Linked DNA regions of Homo sapiens: regions 1 and 2 are each linked to region 3. Evidence: chromatin contacts called from ENCODE Hi-C or POLR2A ChIA-PET data. All regions are on one chromosome and are shown on one strand. The core of a region is the stretch at or near the end of the contact, and the rest is flanking DNA. Distances in the headings are between cores, read along the strand shown. Region 1 holds the start of MRPL30 (mitochondrial ribosomal protein L30). Region 2 holds the start of C2orf15 (chromosome 2 open reading frame 15). Region 3 holds the start of COX5B (cytochrome c oxidase subunit 5B).

Region 1 (4,109 bases), core at 218-2,717, 1.5 Mb after region 3:
CATGCCCGGCTAATTTTTGTATTTTCAGTAGAGACGGGGTTTCACCATGTTGGCCAGGATGGTCTCGATCTCTTGACCTCATGATCCACCTGCCTCGGCCTCCCAAAAAAGTGCTGGGATTACAGGAGTGAGCCACCGCGCCCGGCCGGTAGAGTTTGTAGTTCTGACCAAAGCACCAAACCATAAAGGGCTCCCCTCTGCTGCCCCAAAGCTTCTGTAACACTTTAATTATAAGAAGCTTAAACTAGAAAGAACAGAGGGAGCTTAGTCCAGACCGGGAGTGTCGGGGGTTGGGGAGCAGGAGCTGATCTTATCAATTTAATACATAAATATTGAGTGTCTACTGTGAGCCAGGGTTGTGCTGGGTGTTAAGGAATATTTGGGTATTTCTCAACATTGAATAATACGAAAAGTCTCACTTGTCTCCTCCACAACCCTGCGCATTTCTCACACCGAACCTCATCCGTTTAAGAAAAACTTTTCTTCTTCTACCGCTACATAATTTTACTTTGGCTTGCTTTAAATGCAAATGTTTAAACAGAAAATTAAAAATAATCGTATAATAAACACCCTTATTACCCATCACCGAAATTTTTAAAATTAGCATTTTTGCTCAAATAGAGCTTCGATTTTTAAGAAATTTTTGCTTAAGGAAAATTAACTAAAGACATCATAGCATCTCTTTCTAAAACACTTTGGTCTGCATCTCTAAAAATTAAGGAAAGTTTTGGAAAAAAAATCATATTGCCTAAGAAAATAATTTTAATGCCCCCCAATCTATATTCAAACTTTTCTAATAGATCCAAAAATGTCTTTTAAAGTTCGTACAAACCCAGGTCCTATCAAAGCTTATATATTACATTGCGTTATATCTTATATCTCTTAAGTCTTTTAAAATCTAGACTAGTAGCCTCCCCACCTTTTCTAGGTAACATCAATCTATTAAAGATCTAAAAGAAAGCGGCCCAGTTGTCCTATAGAATATCCCACCTTCTGTATTTAACTGCTTCTTCGTGGTGTGGAAAAATCATTTTTAACTCTTTCACTTCACCCCAGACACAGCAGGAACCAGCTCCTTTTCCTCAGGTCCTCCCCGCCTTGGCTCATTGCTCACCTTTCAGAACCTGCAGGAGCAGATCAATCCCCTCTTGGTAACACACCAGAGCCTGCGGATACCGCGACTCCGAATCTAGTTCTACTGCCCGCTTTAGCACAGTGGCTGCAGCTGTGCTCTGCGGGTCCTGCCTCAGCCCGGACTTCGCCATAATTCTGGAAGTTCTCCTCCGCCTCAACCCAGGATGAAGTTGAGCGGGTCTGCTGCGCTTCCGGGAAGTGGTCATGTGATACCCAGGCGCCTGCGCTCTCTTTCTAGGGACTTTCCTGAGTGGGAGGGATTTCGCCGGAACAAAAATGCCTCAGTTTGGAGGTCGCGCTCACTGCGACGGCAGGCTTTGAGTGTAGCACTTGGTAGTTCTTCCTCTGCTCTGCTTCCCTTCGGAGGAAAATTTCAGGCTGAAGGTTTAGCGGGTGCCGGTGAGTGGGGAATGAGTGGCGGAGAGTGCGGCATTCTTCGCAAGGTGTATCCGGGAACCCTCTGCAGATCCTAATTGATTTTCCCTATTGCGTACTGAATTGGCCGGTTACGGCAACCTAAATGGGTCTGCCCCTGATCCCGTCACATTGGCTCCCGTAAGGCCATTGGCCTGCAGGATCCCCCCGTTTCCCAATTTGCAGGATCCAGGGCCACGCGGCTTTTTGTGCCCAGACTCTTGGAGCTCAAGAACGGAGCCGCCGAGGCTGGACAGCTTGGGAAAGGGAACCCAAGCAGCATTTTCTGTGCTGCTGCTTTATTCATAACTTAGGGTTGCCACTGGGTATTAAGGTTGCTTTTTTTTTTTTTTAATGAAGACAGAAAATTGCCTTTATCTTTGTATTGCTTCATTTTATAATGCAAACATCCAAGAGTTGGCAGTTAGAATATTTGCCATTTTATTAAAACTGTGATTTGTTACCATTTTGATCGAGACCTACCAAAAGCTGTTTGTTCTGCCCTTTTTGCCAAGAGGCAGTAATGAGGGCTGCCTACTGCTTGTTAGGCACTAGGAGTTCAGAGAAGAGACACGCTTCCAGCTTTCAGAGATCTCTGGTATCTCTGCAAGAGTGATTCCATGTTTTGCATTTCAGAAGTGTTTTTCCCCCTTTAATAATTGTATACATTGTCGGTTTAGAAAAAGAAATCGATTTTTAACATTCCTGTTGCATGCATGCTCATTGTAAAAAGACAAAAGAACTATCGGTCGCTGGGGGGGAGAAGGGGGAGGAAAAACGCCTTTTTTCATACCCCCAGGGGTATGTTAACGTTTTTCTGACAACCTTCCAGAGTTTTTCTGTGATTACACACGTTCACAGACATTTAAAAAAATAGAAATGGGATCATACTTCTCCTGTGATGCCTGATATTTTCCTGTTTTACAGAAGACAGCGTAATTGTTTCAGGGTCCAGGAGTTACGTGCCTAATTATTAACAGTAACTTTTACTTTATTAAAACGTATTCCTTGCCGGGCGTGGTGGCTCACGCCTGTAATCTCAGCACTTTCGGAGGCCGAGGCGGGAGGATCACGAGGTCAGGAGATCGAGACCATCCTGGCTAACACGGTGAAACCCCGTCTCTACTAAAAATACAAAAAATTAGCCGGGCGTCCGGGCGGGCGCCTGTAGTCCCAGCTACTGGGGAGGCCGAGGCAGGAGAATGGCGTGAACCCGGGAGGCGGAGCTTGCAGTGAACCCAGATCGTGCCACTGCACTCCAGCCTGGGCGACAGAGCGAGACTCCGTCTCAAAAAAATAAATAAGATAAAATAAACGTATTCTTTGAGTCAAACGTGGTGACACACACCTAGCTCCAATTACTGGGAAAATTGAGGATTGCTTGAGGCTGAGTTCAATACCAGAAACATAGCGAGACTCTGTCTCTAAAAACTTGTAACTTTTGACTATCACACCTTCAGAAGTCTGTAAATATTTAAACTTCAGTTATTCTGCAAAAATATATTATATGTCTGCTATAGGGCAGATACCGCTTTACACAGATGTTTGGGATACTTCTATGAATATAACAGACCCAAAACAACAAAATCTAAAAACCCTTTTCCTATGGAATTAGCGTGCTATTGAATGTACATGCACTAAACAACAAAACCTAACAGATAATTAAGTTACGTTAGAAGATAAGCACGATAGAAAGCAGTGAAGAGGAATTGGGAGTGTTGACAGTTGGGGTATGGGTGAAAATGTTAAATGATGTGATCTGGGTTGACCTCATTGAAAAGGTGAGATTTGACCCAAAAATTGAAAAAGATAAGGAAATTAGCCATGTAAATATCAGGATCATTCCAGGAGAGGGAATGGTCAGTCAAAGGGAGCATGCCTGCTTGACTAGTTCTAGATCAAACAAGGGGGGCAGCATGTCTGGTGATTGAGCAAGAGAGTAATTGGAGATGGAGTCCTGGAGGTGGGGAAGGTTGGTAGTGCTGTACTACAAAGACATGAGAGGGTGAGGGTTAAGAATTAGAGTTGGGGGTGGTGGCCCATGCTTGTAACCCCAGCACTTTGGGAGCCCAGGCGGGCGGATCACCTGAGGTCAGGAGTTCAAGAGCAGCCTAGCCAACATGGTGAAACCCCGTCTCCACTAAAAATACAAAAATTAGCTGGACGTGGTGGCAGGTGCCTCTGATCCCAGCTACTCAGCAGGCTGAGGCAGGATAATCGGTTGAACCCAGGAGGCGGAGGTTGCAGTGAGCCAAGATTGGGCCACTGCACTCCAGCCTGGGTGACAAAGCGAGACTCTGTCTCAAAAAAAAAAAAAAAATTGATTTTCACTGTGATCAAAATGGACAAGCATTGGAGGTTTTAATTTTTTCATAAATAAACTTTATTTTTGAATAGTTTTAGATTTTCAAAGAAGTTGTGAAGATGGTATGGAGTTTCTGTATATGCTACACTGTTTCCCCCTTTCATGTTTGGTATACCTGTGTACAGTTGATGAACCAATATTGATACGTTATTAAAGTCCATACTTTATTTAGATTTACTTAGTTTTTGCCAAATGT
Region 2 (3,839 bases), core at 60-2,559, 1.5 Mb after region 3:
AAATCTCCTAGGATATAAGGTCCTGGAATGGAAGAAGGAAAACGTTGGGACACTATAATCTATGCAAACTTTCCCGAAGCTGCGAAAAAAAAAAAGTGAAAAAAAACCATATTTCTGTGAGTTTTTAGGTATCAAGTCCATGATCACCTAGTTATCCAATTTAAGTCTCAAATAGTTTTTCAACAAAAGCCAGCTTTCCCTGCCTTTACTGTGTATAATTTTTACTAAAATTATCTGAGATTTTCATGCAAATGCCTATGTAATCTCAGCCTTTCACCACCCCAAGTCTAGAAAGAGGCTCAGAAATGAGCGATCGGGAGTCAGGCTGAACTCCCAAATCTGTGACTTCCAAATTCCTCGGCTCCACCAGAGCTTCCAGAGCGTTTCTAAACTGAACAGTCTCCCCAACAACCAAGCGGAGAGCTGCGGGAGGACGCGAAGCAGTGACCATAGGAACTGGGCTCAAACCTAACCTCCCAAGAAACAGGGGCAACTCGTGCTGCCGAGCTTCCGGCCGGCAGCTGTGCCCGCCGCTGCCCCTCACAGCCGCTCCCGCTGCTAGCGCCCAACTCCGCCCGCCACGGCCCCGCACCCGCCACTCCTGCCCGCTTGCAGCCGCCTTCTCAGAGACCTTCCAGTCCAGTAGCAGCACTCTCCCCACCCCGCGCACCTCCGCAGCTTCTACCTGGAGCTCCGGGTCCCTCCCCGGGCTCCTCGGCCCGCCGTCCTGCCCAGAGCTCATCCCCGCGACTGTCAGCTCTCGGCCTCAGCGGGGGATACAAGAACCGCCCACTCTCCATCCTCCGCCCCTTTCTCCTCCCTTCCCACCCCCAAATCGTCCTGGCCCCGCCCCGGCGGATCGGAGGAAGGACGGAGCCCGCGGGAAGGAGGAGGGGGCGGTTAGCGCCAGCCAGTGCCGCCGTGGCCCCGCCCTCACGCTCTGTACCGGAGTGGGGCTCGTCTTCCACCTCCCCGGCGCCCCAGCTTTGCTTCCGTCCCGCTCGCCCCCAGGCCCGGTGCGCACGCGTACCTGGCTCGACCTTCCTTCTCGCGGGGTCTACAAGCCGTGCGCGCGCTCCTACGCACGGAGCGACGCGTACGTCTACCTGCCTGCCTTACAGGGCACCTAGGAGGGACCCCTTCCTGGCCCATCCGCGCCGCGCAGGCGCACGCCCACGCAGCGCCTAGACGCCCGAGCCGAGCGTCCCGTCTCCTAGTAACCAGCCGCTAGCCCCCTTTTCCACGACTCATTTCTTAATCTCTGCCTGAGGCTGCCGCACCTGGATGGAACGCGCATGCGCAAGGCTGTCTCTCGCAGCCCCGCCTTCCCTCAGCTTGAAACACCTGCTGCTTCGCGGCGGTGGCTTTGTGCCACTTTTCCCAGGGCTTGGGCATCATTCTGGACCCATGTTCGGTGAACCGGTTACTCTCAGAGCTGCTTTCGGGCGCAGCTCCTGCTGCAGCCAGGGCCCGTTTTAAGAGAGGCTTCCAGGTCCAGCCCTCCCGCTGCAGCCTGCAGGGAGCGAGCCGGCCTGTCCCGGTGAGCGTGGGCAGCCTGGAGTCAGGGGAGCCTGGGGACCACGGCCTTGGTCAGCTCTGCACGATCAGGGCTGAATCAGGAAGTGGCAGATCTAGCAACAAAGTCCAGATTCCTGACCGATATTCCTTCTCCACATGCCAGTCCTTTTCCAAATCCCCTCACCTTAAAGTGACAAATGAGCTTTTTAGTGAAAAAGAATGAGCGCTGCATTCTTCTACCAATTTTTTGGAGCCCAGAATGGGGGGGAAAAAAGTCTTCTTAATTTTTCTTAATACCTACCATGTCCCTTCTTAAATAACTCAAGAGCTTCTGGATGATAATGGTGACTTTATCTCCTTTTCCTGCAGATGACATAGACACTAGGTTTTTACAGCAATTCTCTGATGACCTTGATATGGTAGAACGCTGTGTATTTCAAGAGTAAGCTCTCGTTTGAGGAGACTAACAATTCCTGTTTTCGCCAGGTGAGTACTCATTTTTCCCCCCACAAGATATCATTGGCAGGGATAAACAACTTTTGTGTAGAACAAATTTAGTCATAAAAATACATTTAATATAAATGCCATGTTTTTCCAATGTCTTTTCATCGTGTTATTACATGGTCTCATATTTTGTCGCATTTATTTTCAGATATCATATACTTTGTAAGTATAATTAGATACCAAAAAAAATTAAGTGTCCCTGTTATTTTAGATTAAGAGGTTAGAGGACACAAGGAGCACATATCCTCGGAAATGTAATTTTTTAAATGCACAAAATAACAAACTGAGAAGTTATGTTAGAGGGAATAATGTATAATCTCATTTCCTCTTCAGATACTAAGATTATTTTGAATACATTATCTAGCATTATTAAAAACAAATAGGAAAGAATGTTCTAAGTTTAAAACTATCAGCTGGAGTTGAAGACTTCGGGGGTGGGGAGATTATTAATATAGGAAGTAGGAAAGTACTTCCCTTATAGAAAGAATAAGAAAAGTTTAAGCACTTATGTATGCCACCTAGACGGTACTGAAGATTATTTGGAAAGAATATAAGGAAATGATCATTTTAAGGCCAAAAGAGGGTGAAAAGATTTTCCTTTTTTTTCCTATCAAGAACTGTTGACTTTCTCCCCTAACCTGAGAAAGTAAAAATTTCCTTCCCTCTGTGGAAACCCAAGGGGTAGTGAGTGTCCCACCCTGCCCCAACTAAACCTTTTTTTTTTTTTTTTTTTTTTTTTTGAGACAGAGTCTCACTCTGTCGCCCAGGCTGGAGTGCAGTGGCACGATCTCGGCTCACTGCAACCTCCGCCTCCCGGGTTCATGCCATTCTCCTGCCTCAGCCTCCCAAGTAGCTAGGACTACAGGCGCCCACTACTACGCCCAGCTTTTTTTTTGTTTGTTTTTTGTTTTTTGTATTTTTAGTAGAGACAGGGTTTCACTGTGTTAGCCAGGATGGTCTTGATCTCCTGACCTCATGATCCACCCGCCTCAGCCTCCCAAAGTGCTGGGATTACAGGTGTGAGCCACTGCGCCCAGACTTTTTTTTTTTTTCCTTTTTTTTAAGACAGAGTCTCACTCTGTTGCCCTGTACCCAGGCTGGAGTGCGTTGGCATGATCTCAGCTCACTGCACCCTCCACCTTTCAGGTTGAAGCAGTTCTCCTGCCTTAGCCCCTTGAGTAGCTGGGACCACAGGTATGTGCCACCATGCCCAGCTAATTTTTGTATGTTTTTGTAGAGATGCGGTTTCACCATGTTGCCCAGGCTGGTCTTGAACTCCTGGACTCAAGTGATCCACCCACCTCAGCATCCCAAGTGCTGGGATTATATGCATGAGCCACTGTGCCTGGCCCAGGCTAAGCCTTATATAGTACCCTGTGCTTGCTCTCTCGTGACAGACACCTTCTAAGGTCTTGGTTTTCTAGTCCCTTAATTTTTCCATCATTTCAAAAGCTTCACTACAAAAACCTCTGTTATTACTATTTTTTGTTTTGTTTTCACTGTCCTCTTCCTGATCCCCTCAAAAAAAAATCTGGGACTCCAATTCCATATGTGTTAAGCCACTTGATCTTGTTCCACAGCTCACTGATGCTGTGTTCCTTTTTTTTGTTTGTTTTTTTGAGATGGAGTCTCGCTTTGTCTCCCAGGCTGGAGTGCAGTGGCGCGATCTCCGCTCACTGGAAGCTCTGCCTCGCGGCTTCACGCCATTCTCCTGCCTCAGCCTCCCGAGCAGCTGGGACTACAGGCGCCCACCACCACGCCCGGCTAATTTTTTTGTATTTTTAGTAGAGACGGGGTTTCACTGTGTTAGCCAGGAT
Region 3 (3,853 bases), core at 792-3,291:
GAGCAGAGGTGGCAGACTGTTCCCCAAGCCAACTGTTTCCAAAGGAGACCTGAGGGACTGGGTGTGAGTTGACAGTGGTGGGAGCTGGAAGCAGCAAGGGATGCGGGGACATCTGGGGAGCCTGGACCTGACCTTGGAGCTCACTCACACAATCTAAATAATCCCAGAGTGAGGCTGAGGTTTTCCTGAGTTGGATGAGGGCCTGCGAAAATTTCCTATTATTAGGCAAGCCTACTATGAGAGTGAGAAGCCTAAACTCAATTTCCATTTTATAGCCTGGAGTAAACCACTTCTGGTCAGGCAGCAGGGAATCATAACATATCAGAGCTGAATACCTCACTGGTTTGCTGAGGGGCAAGTTAGTAGGTGTTCCTCAGAAAGGATTTTGTGGTCAATTAAGACAGGGAAACTCTGGCTTAAACTGCAGGTAAATTAAATAAGAGGTCTTTACTGCAAGCCTAATCAGAGCCTTTATTATGCTAGTGTCCATCTCCAAAAGGGTGGTCATCAAATGCAGGCCCTCCCTGTCTTGACCAAGTCCTTTTTCTTGAGATCATGTCTTGAGACTTGGATGCCATGCAATACACTTTGGGAAATACTAACCTAGTTGAACGACAGTTTTACTGATGTAGAAATGGCGGCCCAAAGGATAAAAAGTAGCTGAACTAGCTGGTGGGGCTACTTTCCAGACCAATGCTTTTTTCTCCTGCCTAAGACCTTAACCACAGTTGCAAATTAACTACAGATCCTCAGAATTTTCGCCCAATTCAACTTGGAGGGGTTGCAGTGGAGGTGAGGGAGAAGGGAGTAACAGTGAAGCCATTCAAAGCAAAAACCACCTTTAAAGAAATTTTGGCCTTAGAATACAGGGTTTTTTTTTTTTTTTTTTTAATTGGTGGAGGGGGCACCCAGGAAGACCAGACGTGCTCCTGTGAAGCAACGCTCCACCACGTCCTTTTGAAAATACCGTAGCCTGCATGAGACAGGCGGGAGCACCTAAGCCTTCAACTCTCCCCATGTTGCCTCCAATTGACCTCACTGGGCCAGGAAAAGCCCTATAAACTGGTTTTGTATACTCTATCCAAGTAGTAAATTTACTAAAATTACTGGATCCTACTATATACCAGACCTCTGCAAGGCATTGAAGATTCAATGATGAGCATTAATTCCCACTCTAAGGGGATTTTTCTATCTGGTAGGGAAACTCAGATACCGCATGCAGCTAGCCTGTCACAGGGCTATACTGACTAAAGCTCACCCTAAGAAATTTGCACATCTTAGCCTATGGGCAACGGGAAGCCATGGACGGAATATGTTTTCCGTTTCAAACAAGGAACTCCAGTCACAGCAGGCTCTAACTCCATTTCCTATTATCAACTCCCCTTCCTGCTCCTCCTCCCTTAGTAGCCTCGAAAAAGAGTGGCCACTTCCTTCACATCACCAGGGCCTTGGTCCTGGTAGGGGGTCCCGCCCCCGGCCCTGTCCTCCTCCCCAGGCCGGGACCTCCGCGCCTCCCACACACAGTACAACTCTAACACGAAACTGGGCCAGGACTGCAGGTAGGTCCCGTCCAATGCGACACGCTCGCGACGGCCCACGCACTGCCAGAACCAGCCCTGCCACTAACCAGCCTAGTAAGGAACGCAGTGATCTTTAGGAGCCCACTTCTAAATTCAAATCATTTGGGGTTCAGTAAGTCTCTTCACAGACGGGGACCTAATAGCTTCCATTAGCAGCCTCCACGTTTGCTGAACACGACTACGGGGCCAGACCCACAGGAACTCCAATGTGGTTCAGCCGCTCAACTCCAGGGACCAAAAAGACTTTCCCACCTCCCAGCGTTATTAAAGGCAACCCCGCCCCCAAGCCTCAGCCACTACGCGGTGCAGAAAGAGGCAGAGCTGGGCATGCGCAATTTCCGCCCCCGCCACAGTCTTGGGAGTGGGCGGGCTCGAGGGCTGGGAGGAAGCCGAAAGCTGACCGAGAGGAGAAAGAAGCCCGCCCCCGGAAGTCCCTCCTGTCTCTGCAGCTTGTTCCCGGAAGTTTTGCTGCTAGTCGCGGACGCAATGGCTTCAAGGTTACTTCGCGGAGCTGGAACGCTGGCCGCGCAGGCCCTGAGGGCTCGCGGCCCCAGTGGCGCGGCCGCGATGCGCTCCATGGCATCTGGAGGTACTCGGGTCTCCGGGCGTGCCAGGGACCAGAGTGTTGCCCTCCCAGGGTGGTCCCAGGGCGGCAAAGCGGCGCGGCTCGTGCAGCTTCTCGAGGTCCCAGTGGCCGCTTTACGGTCCCCAGTGCCTCAGGCTCTGCAGGCATCTCCCTGTAATTCTGGACCGCTGCTCCTGCCGCTCCCCGAACTCACTCCGCTGCGAAAGTATCCTAAACGGAGGTGCCGGGTGACCTTGGGAGGGACCGGGGCTGCCACCGGGATGGGGAGGGGTCCGGCCTCCCTTCAAACCTGCGCCCACCTCAAGCAGAGTGGGTTCTACATGCTTTTAGACAAATGTCGACAAATTTGCCTCGGTGGTTGGAGAAAGAAAAGCTCATAGGCCGGGCGCGGTGGCTCACAACTGTAATCCCAGCACTTTGGGAGGCCGAGGCGGACAGATCCCCTGAGGTCAGGAGCTCAAGACCAGCCTGGCCAACATGGTAAAACCCCGTTTCTACTAAAAATACAAAAATTAGCCGGGCGTGGTGGCGCGCGCCTGTAGTCCCAGCTACTCGGGAGGCTGAGGCAGGAGAATCGCTTAAACCCGGGAGGCGGAGGTTCCCGTGAGCCAACATCGCGCCATTGCACTCCAGCCTGGGCAACAAGAGCAAAACTCCGTCTCAAAAAAGAAAAAAAAAGCTCCCCCGAGTGCTGCCGCTTGTGTGGATGGGTACTTGGTGGTTCTTAGGGGACCATGGATATGAGTAGCCTTTAGGAGCTTGTGAGCCCGCTAAAACTTATACAGAAGTTTCGGGGCACCATTTTCCTTGATCATTTCTGTTTGTAGTTTTTCTATCAGTCATTTCAGTCAGCGTCATAATTCACGTTATCTTCCTTTAGGTGGTGTTCCCACTGATGAAGAGCAGGCGACTGGGTTGGAGAGGGAGATCATGCTGGCTGCAAAGAAGGGACTGGTAAGGAGAAACTCCCTTCTGTGTCTTCTGTGTAACTTATGGCCTTGGATGTGTTCATAGTGGTCTCCTCTCTGGGAGTATTTGATACAGGAAACTTGGCTTGTAGGAACAGTCCCCTGAGCTTCTGGAAGGTAGGGCTTATTTGGCCTAATGGTTCAATTCTTGTTTTTTTTGTTTTGTTTTGTTTTTTGTTTTTTCTTCAGGACCCATACAATGTACTGGCCCCAAAGGGAGCTTCAGGCACCAGGGAAGACCCTAATTTAGTCCCCTCCATCTCCAACAAGAGAATAGTAGGCTGCATCTGTAAGTACCTCACCTCTATTTTTTATCCACTTGCTTAATATATCCTACAATAGTGTGTAAGCTGCCTCAAATCTTCAGTGTGTGAGTGCATGTTGGTAAGTTTGTCTAAGGGTCTTGACACTCTCAAGCCTCATTATGCCTGATAGTTCATCCTTACTGGAAAGAAGCGCAGCACAGCGGTAAGACTGGCTCACTGGGAGTGCGGCATGAAGGAGTACCCACCCAGCAAATATTTATTGTTATACTGCTTCTATGCCAGGCATCATTTTAGACACTAGGGATACATACCAGAACGGACCCTGCTTTGCGTTCTACATAGGCAAGGGAATTGTTAGAATTTACAGTGACCTTGATACAAGGTCAGTTTACTCATAGGTGAACTCAGAGCCTCAATTTCTTCATCTGAAGAATGGGAGGAGGGCTTGAACTG

The links. A loop is a pair of places that touch in the nucleus more often than their neighbours do. ChIA-PET counts read pairs that join two places held with the same protein, here RNA polymerase II (POLR2A). Pooled maps may share reads with other maps.
Region 1: a loop to region 3 is called in a map of CD8-positive, alpha-beta T cell, with 9 times the contacts of the local background. The contact joins the promoter of MRPL30 here to the promoter of COX5B in region 3. A Hi-C loop is called at or near these places in 2 of 168 maps with a recorded cell type or tissue (CD8-positive, alpha-beta T cell and dorsolateral prefrontal cortex) and 9 of 50 pooled maps. POLR2A ChIA-PET finds 5 or more read pairs at or near these places in 1 of 52 experiments (RWPE1).
Region 2: a pooled map shows a loop between it and region 3 (10-fold over the local background). The contact joins the promoter of C2orf15 here to the promoter of COX5B in region 3. A Hi-C loop is called at or near these places in 1 of 168 maps with a recorded cell type or tissue (CD8-positive, alpha-beta T cell), 1 of 37 single-sample maps with no recorded cell type and 12 of 50 pooled maps. POLR2A ChIA-PET finds 5 or more read pairs at or near these places in 1 of 52 experiments (MCF 10A).

Annotation. Positions count from the first base shown.
Region 1 is chr2:99,179,717-99,183,825 of GRCh38, forward strand. MRPL30 (mitochondrial ribosomal protein L30) reads left to right here and starts at 1,468. Exons shown (of 6, transcript NM_145212.4): 1 at 1,468-1,533. It overlaps MITD1 (microtubule interacting and trafficking domain containing 1), which reads right to left and starts at 1,342. Exons shown (of 7, transcript NM_138798.3): 1 at 1,115-1,342. The coding sequence starts at 1,265. RefSeq lists enhancers at 1,010-1,149, 1,160-1,389, 1,410-1,459 and a silencer at 1,677-1,849.
Region 2 is chr2:99,140,398-99,144,236 of GRCh38, forward strand. It overlaps C2orf15 (chromosome 2 open reading frame 15), which reads left to right and starts at 1,310. Exons shown (of 4, transcript NM_144706.4): 1 at 1,310-1,540; 2 at 1,888-2,004. The region is part of intron 1 of TSGA10 (testis specific 10); the gene reads right to left. RefSeq lists silencers at 570-639, 710-1,019 and an enhancer at 1,241-2,047.
Region 3 is chr2:97,644,021-97,647,873 of GRCh38, forward strand. It overlaps COX5B (cytochrome c oxidase subunit 5B), which reads left to right and starts at 2,042. Exons shown (of 4, transcript NM_001862.3): 1 at 2,042-2,169; 2 at 3,047-3,120; 3 at 3,324-3,423. The coding sequence starts at 2,067. RefSeq lists enhancers at 1,000-1,934, 1,737-1,786, 1,967-2,146.